2 separate regions of the Homo sapiens genome follow, and region 2 is linked to region 1. A link is a contact called in ENCODE Hi-C data. All regions are on one chromosome and are shown on one strand. The core of a region is the stretch at or near the end of the contact, and the rest is flanking DNA. Distances in the headings are between cores, read along the strand shown.

The links. A loop is a pair of places that touch in the nucleus more often than their neighbours do.
Region 2: a map of endothelial cell of hepatic sinusoid shows a loop between it and region 1 (7-fold over the local background). The contact joins the promoter of MTNR1A here to the promoter of F11-AS1 in region 1. A Hi-C loop is called at or near these places in 3 of 168 maps with a recorded cell type or tissue (GM12878, endothelial cell of hepatic sinusoid and mesothelial cell of epicardium).

The regions. Positions count from the first base shown.
Region 1 is chr4:186,498,388-186,503,099 of GRCh38, forward strand. F11-AS1 (F11 antisense RNA 1) reads right to left here and starts at 2,671. Exons shown (of 4, transcript NR_033900.1): 1 at 2,458-2,671. It also overlaps the pseudogene RNU6-1055P.
Region 2 is chr4:186,553,238-186,557,949 of GRCh38, forward strand. MTNR1A (melatonin receptor 1A) reads right to left here and starts at 2,330. Exons shown (of 2, transcript NM_005958.4): 1 at 1,945-2,330. The coding sequence starts at 2,128.

The DNA of each region.
Region 1 (4,712 bases), core at 1,421-3,920:
AACCAACCAATGTCACTTCTTAGAGAACAATATTACAGGTTTTTAGTATTGTGCTATTGTTTTTCCTTAAATTATGTTTTGTTATCTGAAATCCCAATTAATGGTTTTAGTTTTTTTTTAATTTTTGTAAGACAGGGTCTTGAACTCCTGGGCTCAAGTGATCCTCCCGCCTCAGCCTCCCAAAGTGCTGGGATTACCGGTGTGAGCCGCCGCACCTGGCTAATGTTTGCTCTGGACACCATAAGACTTGTTAGCATAATCGTAAGGAGACCCTGAAAATACATATTTTAGCTGCTCCCAGAGTCTCTCTGTGTTTCTACAGGACAGTGGGAAACTGATGTAAATAATTAAGAAGCAAATTAATTATTTGTCAGTTACGTACCCATCCTGACTTCCAGCATGGAGACTTAAATGAAAAGCAGAGGCAGCCAGGTGCCAATTACTTTTACAAGCTTCATTCTTAAGTTGAATTAGGAAAGACTAAGATGTAACCAGATGTATGTATTATCAAGTGATGAAAGTTATCTGCTTTTTAAAACACTTTTTGATTTAGTCCTCCTAATTTTCCTATGATTGCAACTCCCAAAAAGAATCATAACATAAAACCTACACCTAAGAAAATTCTGTTCTGATGCAGGGGAAATTCATCTACTTGCAAAAGCACACTGCAGGATTGCAATTCAGATGTCAAGTTAACCTGATGAGTGATTTGAACACACACACACACACACACACACACACACACACACACACTTGCTTTGTAAATTAAAAATCTGGAGCAAGCCACAGAACATGGTCCCTTTCAGAAGGGAGTGTCTTTGTTCTGCATAGCTCCTGTCCTGATGGTGTGGGCACCTCTGAGTGGTCTCTCCATTGTGCTGGACCTGGTTGCTGTAACTAACAATGGGTGGCTCTCCTGGTCTGAAATCTAAAGAGCATGTTAGTCACCTGCAAGCCTGCTCTTATTTAAAAGAGCTGGTTCACCTCCTTTTTTACATCGTCAAATTAGATCCCCTCAGAGAAATGCCAGAATGTTCAGTTGACACATTAACGCTGAATTAAAACTAGCTACAATTTCCAACTTGCAGATGGTGGTGAGACCAAAGGTAATAACAATGAATTTGTCATTCAGCCACAAGGGATTGATGCAGCCAATTAAGGCTACTCTCTGCCCATGAGATTCTGCTCAGGTTTTCTACTCCATCGTGACTAGGGGAGATCACCGGAAGGGATGATTTCTTCCACTTACATCACACAGAACTCCTGCAAAGGGGTTTTCACTCCACAAACACTTGTGATGGCTCTTATTATGTTCCAGACACTGCTTGAAGCCCTCTACAACTATTAACTCATCTAATCCTCCCAACAACGCTTAATGGTGAGTTCTATTACTCCGATCACTTAAGAGGAAACCTGGATGCTAAGTAACTTGTCCAAGGTCACACAGCTAGTGAATGGCACAGCTGGGATGTGAACACAAGCGCTGTGACTTCAGAATCCAGGCTCGCCCTGACTTTGCTACACCACTCCTGTGCCCGAGATAAAGCTGGGTTTCCAATCTCCGCATCGTTCACATTTAGGGCCAAGTAATTATTTGTTGTTGGAGGCTATTCTATACATTGTAGTGTCCCTGGCCTCTACCCACTGGGTCCCTGGAGTAACCCTCCCTCCCCTGAGCTGTGAAAACCAAAAATGTCTTCAGATACTGCCAAATATCTCTTTGGGGACAAAATCATCTCGTTGAGATATCATTCTCTATGTCTATCATAGAAATAGAATGACTAAAAAGAAGAAATAATAGAAAAATGTGGCATTACTAAAAACAATCGTAGTATGTCCGTCTCTGTACATTTTGAGATAGAATTATTAGGAAATATCTCAAAACAGTCCTCTCTTTTTTTGAGACGGAGTCTCTCTCTGCTGCCCAGACTGGAGTGCAATGGCACCATCTCGCCTCACCGCAACCTCCCCCTCCTGGGTTCAAGCGATTCTCGTGCCTCAGCCTCCCGAGTCGCTGGTATTACAGGCACCCACCACCACGCCCGGCTAATTTTTTGTATTTTTTAGTAGAGATGGGGTTTCGCCAAGTTGGCCAGGCTGGTCTTGAACTCCTGACCTCAGGTGATCCACCTGCCTTGGCCTCCCAAAGTGCTGGGATTACAGGCGTGAGCCACTGCGCCCAGGCTCAAAATAGTCCTTCTTTTAGCTTTTATGTTATCTCTCCTTCCTAGCTTTTTTTTTTTTTTTTTTTTTTTTTTTTGGCTTAGGCAGCTAGGAAGCCCAGAGCTCTATCTTCACCTGAAGCCACGAGCATTTGAGGAATTATGTGCTCAATATTGTTAGATGCCGCATATGCACAGAAATAGAGGAAGTTACACGGGTTTCAGCCTCGTTGAAGAAAAGCATCGACAGGGAAATTAGAATCAGTCAAGCAGCCAGAACATATGTAAATGTTACCTTATGCGGCCTGTGGGAATGAAGCACAACAGGACACGTGGGCGCGGTAGTGAGCAGGGCCGGCTCTACTGAGGAGGTCGGTGAGCAGAGTCCGCAGCGGAAAAGGCGAAGGCGACGTGACGTCCAGCAAGCTCGCCATGTTGAGAAGGTAACACGGCGAAGCCCCGCCCAGCTGGGATGGAAGGCGCCGTTGGAAGGAACGTGAGGCACAGTTGGAAGCAGGCAACGGTGGGCGTTGCAGGCTCGTGAACAAGAACAGGAAGCGTGCTCGCTTCGGCAGCGCATGGACTAACATTGGAACGGTACAGGGAAGATCAGCAGGGCCCCTGTGCCAGGACGGCACGCGAATTCCTGAAGTGTTCCAAATAAATAAATGAGTAAGAACAGGAAGTGGTACTGGGCGTTTCAGGAATAATAACGAGCAGCGGGGAACCAGGGCTCTGCGGGGCTCATGGCGAGTTATGGAAGCTGTTACGAATCTGCCTTATGGTGAGGAAGACAGAGATCGAGGTGTTGGCAGTGAAATGGAAAGTAAGGGGTGATTAAGGGAAAATATTTGAAATTGAAGAATTGACAGGGATCCATGGTTTGTTAGACATTGAAAATAATAACAAATGTGGTAGGCTGCTTCTCAGTGAGCTCCCACTATCCCCTTTCTCCTGGGAGCCACACTGCAGTGGAAGCTCTTCCCCCAGTGTGGGCTAGACCTAGTGACTCATTTCTAATGAACAGAATATGGCAGAGTAAGGGGTCACTCTTACAAAAGAATGTGGCTTCCATCTTGGGTGTGAGTGGCCTCCGGGGAGACCCGCATAACAATGAAATGATGTCCCTGGACCAGCCAGAGAGGACCAGAGGACTGTCAGCAGTCCCATGAGCGAGCCTGGATGTGAATGCGTCCCCTGATCCCCGACGTTCAGCTGTGAGATGGCCGCAGCACTGGCCACAGCCTTGACTGCAGCCTTGTAGAGAACCTGGGCCAGAGGATGCTGCTAAGCCACGCCTGGACTCCTGAGCCACAGGGACTGTGAATGGATCAAAGTGTGCTGTTTGAAGCCACTAAATCCAGGGGGCATTAGTTACACAGCAATGGAGAAAAAGTACAACAAGCTTACAAGACAAAAAATAACTTTTATCTCAAACATAGGACACCAGTTTATTCAGTTTACATATTTGGAGATATGGTTTTTCTGAAAATTAACCAAAGGGGGAATGAATAAAGAAAAAGAAACATCAAGGCAAGGAAAGGAAGAGAGCCCACATCTAATAGAGGAAATGTCGTTGCCCTTTTAGTACAGAAGACAGAGATCTCTCTTCCATGGGTAATGGCTCTCCTGTGTTAGCCATCTACTTGCTGTCCCCAGCATTATGCAGCGACATATAACTGGACTATGTTCAGAAAATTAAAATGACATATTCAAGGTAAATATCTAGGAACATTTCAGCCCTTAGGAAGTAGAAGAAATACCTCCTGTTACAATCTCCATATTTTCTAATAGATAATGCAACTCATTCTGCTACACATCAGCTAGTTAACTAGCAACACTTTTTCCAGTGCTGACCAGTGCAGGAGTTCTTTGAAAGAATTACTTGTTTCAAAGAGGTCGAAGTGCAGAGTACAATGGTGATTGCCAGGAGTTGGAGGCATGGGGCATGGGGAGAGGTTGGTCAAAGGGAGGATAGTCTCAGTCAGATAAGATGAGTGTGTTCTGAAGATCTATGTATGAGACGGTGCTGTCAATAATAATGTATTATTGTATACTTGAAATTGTTAAGAGACAAATGTTCTCACCACAAGAAAAACCAATAACTATGTAGGTGATGGATGTTAATTACTTTGACTGTGGTAACCGTTTCACAGTGCGTGCATATATCAAAACTTCCCATTGTGCGCTGTAAATATACACAATCTTTATATCTCGATAAAGCTAGGATGGGAGAAGGAAACACTTATAAATCACAGCACACTTGAAGGAAAGAGGAACAGACACCTATTTCAACATGTAAGATCACAACAGAAAGAAGAATGTGAGTTCCATGAAGGCAGGCATTTGCCTTGTTCTCGTCATAGTCCCAGGCCCTGGCGCGTGTTAGATGGTCCCTAGTGATGAGGTGAGTATAATTAATAATGGAGACTAATACCCAGGGTCCTTAACTATATGCACAAAGCAAACACACTTTATCCTCTATGTAATTCTATATTAATTAGCACTCTTAGTTTATAAGCTTACTAACCATGTCTTGATGAGTGATTC
Region 2 (4,712 bases), core at 1,080-3,579, 55 kb after region 1:
TCCTTATCACTGTTTCAAATTACCATCCATTCCAGAAATCCTCAAATGGCTTGAACCGCACATATAAACAAAAAATCCCTATTAGAAAAATATGGAACTTCTAAAGCTGTGCGGATTAAAGGTCACTAAGGGTCTCCCATGCAGCTACAGGAATATCCTCTTAAGAGCACGTCTTAGCAAATAAAATACAAAGTGAGTGTAAGGAGTTCTTAAGTTCTTCTTCAGAAAACACAAGAAGTAAAATTGTTCAGGCGTGATCATTTTTTACTTTTTATTTTATTTTATTTTTTTGAGATGGAGTTTCACTCTTGTTGCCCAGGCTAGAGTGCAATGGCACAATCTCTGTTCACTGCAACTTCCGCCTCCCGGGTTCAAGCGATTCTCCTGCCTCAGGCTTCCAAGTAGTTGGGATTACAGCTGTGGGCCACCACATCCAGCTAATTTTTTGTATTTTTAGTAGAGACGGGGTTTCACCATGTTGGCCAGCTGGTCTCGAACTCCTGACCTCAGGCGATCCACCCACCTCGGCCTCCCAAAGTGCTGGGATTACAGGCTTGAGCCATCGCGCCCAGCCGTGAACACTTTTTAAAGGTTCTGCAGGATTCAAACTTCCCAAATGCTGCAGGTGTTGACAGCAAGGAAGCAGGGCGAGCTCTGGAGGCCAGCTCTGGGAATTCAACCGGGCTCACACCTACAGTCCCTGGGAACAATCTGCAGCCCCAGTTTCTCCTCTGTAAGGCGAGTTGACCACGGCGCCACAGCACAAGGCTGCACTAGGATTCAATTAACCCAGTGCTCACAACCTGTTTGGTCCAGAGAAAGTCGTTTTTATTGCTAGGAAGGAAAGAGCCTCTTCTCGAAGGCAGAATTCCTCCAGTTTATATCAATCACCTACGAAGTGAGCTTATTCAATTTACTGACTCAAACTCAATTCATATTACTAAGTGCTTAACTAACTAATTCTCAAACTACAAACCGTAAAAGCACTACTGGGGGCGGGTGGGGGAGGCAGGGCAGGGGTGAGCCTCCCCAAAAGGAGCTAAGCAAAATTAGAGCTTTTCTTAACCACCTGGTTAAAACGAAAATATTGATCTTGGCAGACATGTTAAGTGCACGTTTCGTTCCCCGCCCCTTCTCCCAAAAGTGCCTCCAAATAAAAAACTAGTTTCTTCAGAGAACCAAGCATCTAATCATCACTCAGAGGTCTGAACATCCAGCATCCTAAGAACAAAGTGTCCACAGGTTCCCACCAGAACAAACCAGTTCAATGCATTGCTCGGAGGAAAAAGCAAGTTAACTCAAGCACACAATTACCTGTAGTTGCATATTATACGTAAGTGTACTCTTTCCTGCTCACGCCTGGCTACCTGCCTACTCTAACACAACAACTTCCGTTTTTAAAGTGTCAACTTGTTTACTTGGAGGAGCCGCCGCCTGCCGGACACAGCACGTTTGGGAGCCTCTCTTTCCACTGTAGGCTCGTAACTGCAGACTACTCCCGAACAACAAGACCACGGCGGCTGCTCCATCATTTTGCCAGCTTCTATGTTTCCATATTTTAACAATGTTGGGAAAACTAAATCACATGTTAAGACCAAGCAATTGATCAGTTCGTTGCAGAGGCTGCTTGAGGAACTTTCTGCAGCCTGGACCTGAGGCTTCTCAATCTAATAAACCTCAGACAGGACAACCAGACGGGGGTGTCCCCATAGGAAAGAGAACCCGACTCTGGTGGAGTGTCCCACCTCTTAGGGGCTGTGACTCCGCGCCTTATGAAAAGGCACTTTCAACGGGCAGGCTGGAGAAGAGTCCTCTCTAACAGGAAAAATAACTCCAAGTCCGCAGTGTTTAGGAAAAAGAACCAAGTGCTTGGGGAAGGCTGGCTGCCCGCGGAGAGGCGCTGCGTCCGGAGCGCTGGCCCAGGGGAGGCGGCGCGGGCCCTACCTGCGTTCCTGAGCTTCTTGTTCCGATACACCGACAGGATGACCAGGAGGTTGCCCAGGATGTCCACCACGATGGTGAAGATGAGGACGCAGGCCAGGGCGGACGCCAGCCACGAGGGCCGCGCGCCGTCCCCGCGGAGCACGGGCTGGGAGGCGTTGGGCAGCGCGCTGCCGTTGCCCTGCATGGTCCCTGTGCGCGTCCCGGCCGCGGGGCCATCGCCCGCCTCGTCCGCCCGCCCGACCACTTGTTAAGGCTCCGCCCGGCGCTCCCCGCGCCCACGCCCCATCCCGCGCGCTCCTCCACGCCGCGCCCCCGGACGCCCACGCCGCGCCGGACGCCACGGCCAGGTGACACCTGGTGTCCGCCGCGAGCCCGCTTGGATTCCCCGCCCGCAGCTCGAACCCCGCACCACGGGCCGACAGCGCCCCGGTGCGGGAAGCCGGGCCCAGCCGCCGCGCCCTGGGGACGGTGTCCCAGAGGCCTCTCCTCGTGGGCGCACGGCGAGGCCGTTCATTGTGTTTCCTCTCTGGGATGGGACTTTTCACCCAGCAGGGCCAGGCTGCCTGGGATCAAATGCGAAATGGGATTGGGGCGAGTTCACCAGCTGTGTGCCCCACCGCCCTTATCTTCCTTATCTGCAAAATGGGAATAAGATACTATCTCACCTGTTAGCCTCATAATTAGTAAAATGTGAAAAAACCAAGGACTGTCTTCCGTTGTGTATTGCACCGCTTAAGATGGTGCTAGATGTTTCCGATAATGAAATGACATTTTCAAAGAAAAAAGTAAAACTCAATATTTGCAGATGATAAAAATGTATGTACTTCTGTAAGTACCAGTAAAAATGAGAAAGAAAGCACACTTAGGTGGATCGGATACATGGCAGCAATGTAAAAGTGCTAGGAAATGGCCTAACCAGTTGTGTGCAGTGAGGAAAAAACTTTATGAAAACCATGAAAGGAAATTTAAATAAACGGAGAGACAAACAGTGTTCCTAGCTTCGAAGCCTGAAATTTTCATTTTCCTCATATACTTTATGCCAGACCAAGAAAAATATCAAATAACCTAAAGTTTCTTTGAAAGAGTAAAAAGAAAGTGTAGGAAAAGGATTTGAATAAGATGAATAGGAGAGAAGTATGACCTACCAGTATCAAAATGTTCATTAAAAATTACAATTAAGTGGCGCCTGGGATTACAGGCACGGTGGCTCACGCCTGCAATCCCAGCACTTTGGGAGGCCGAGGTGGGCGGATTACCTGAGGTCAGGAGTTCAAGACCAGCCTAGCCAACATGGTGAAACCCCGTCTCTACTAAAAATACAAAAATTAGCCGGGCGTGGTGGCACAGGCCTATAATCCCAGCTATTCGGGAGGCTGAGGCAGGAGAATTGCTTGAGCCCGGGAGGCGGAGATTGCAGTGAGCCGAGATCGTGCCACTGCACTCCAGTCTGGCAGACAGAGCAAGACTCTGTCTCAAAAAAAAAAAAAAAAAAATTACAATAAGTATGCCAGGCACGGCTGCTCACACCTGTAACCCCAGCACTTTGGAAGGCTGAGGCAGGTGGATCACCTGAGGTCAGGAGTTTGAGGCTGGCCTGGCCAACATGGTGAAACCTCGTCTCTACTAAAAACACAAAAATTAGCCAAGTATTGTGGTGGGCGCCTGTAATCTCAGGAGCCTGAGGCAGGAGAATCGCTTGAACCCGGGAGGCAGAGATTGTAGTGAGCTGAGATCACGCCACTGCGCTCCAGCCTGGGCCAAAAAGAATGAGACTCCGTTTCAAAAAAAAAAAAAAAACTAAAACAGTATTGAGCTCATAAACAATTTGAAAAAGCATATAAAATAAAGATTTTATAAAGTGAACAGTTCAAATCAGTAGGGCTGGGATAGATCACGAAAACAAAAATGCATTTAAAGAAAATGTAGGTAAATATACATATCACTTGAGGTAGAGAAGCACTCTGTAAGCCTGGAAAAAAGACAGACAGGAAATAATCCTAACCATAGAAAAGGTAGCAGCTGCCATGGACAGCGTGTGTCACTTCCCATCTCTGGCATCGGTATCTTACAACCATTGTTTGCACAATGTGTTAACAATTCCAGAAGGTCTGGCACTGCTGCGACCATTTTATGGACGAGAAACCTCTGGTGCTGAGAGGTTAAGCAATGTACCAAAGTCACACAGCTGGTAACAAGTAGAGGCAGGATTGGAACTCAGGTCTCTCTGACTGCCAAGCAAGGAGCCTCATTACTAAGTGATAGTGTTTCTCGGTCGTGATAGATTTGACTACGGAAAAGTTAAAAGTCCTATATTCAAAAAATACCACACACAAGTGAAAGCTAGAGAAACTGGGGAAATGATTTGTGACATAGCTAAGAGACGAAGCATTAATGGTCTTCATTATTGTTATGGTTTCAGCATGTCCCCAGAATTTGTGTGTGGAAAATTTGGTCCCCAGGGGAAGGCGGGGCCTTCAAGAGGCGATCAGGTCAAGAGGGTTATACCACTCTGTCTGACTGGGTTAATTCTGCAGGCATGAGTCAGTTCTTGCTCTCCTGGGACTGGATTAGTTACAGTGAGAGTGGGTTTTAAAAAATTACCACTCCAGCCTGGGAGACAGAGAGAGACTCTGCTTCAGAAAAAAAAAAAAAAAATTATCCAGTCCCAGGTATTGCTGTATTCTGTAATAGTGATGGAAAACAGACTAAGACAATTATATAAAGAGCTAAGGAAAAAAAATAGAAATATATTTAAAGGTCATAATTAG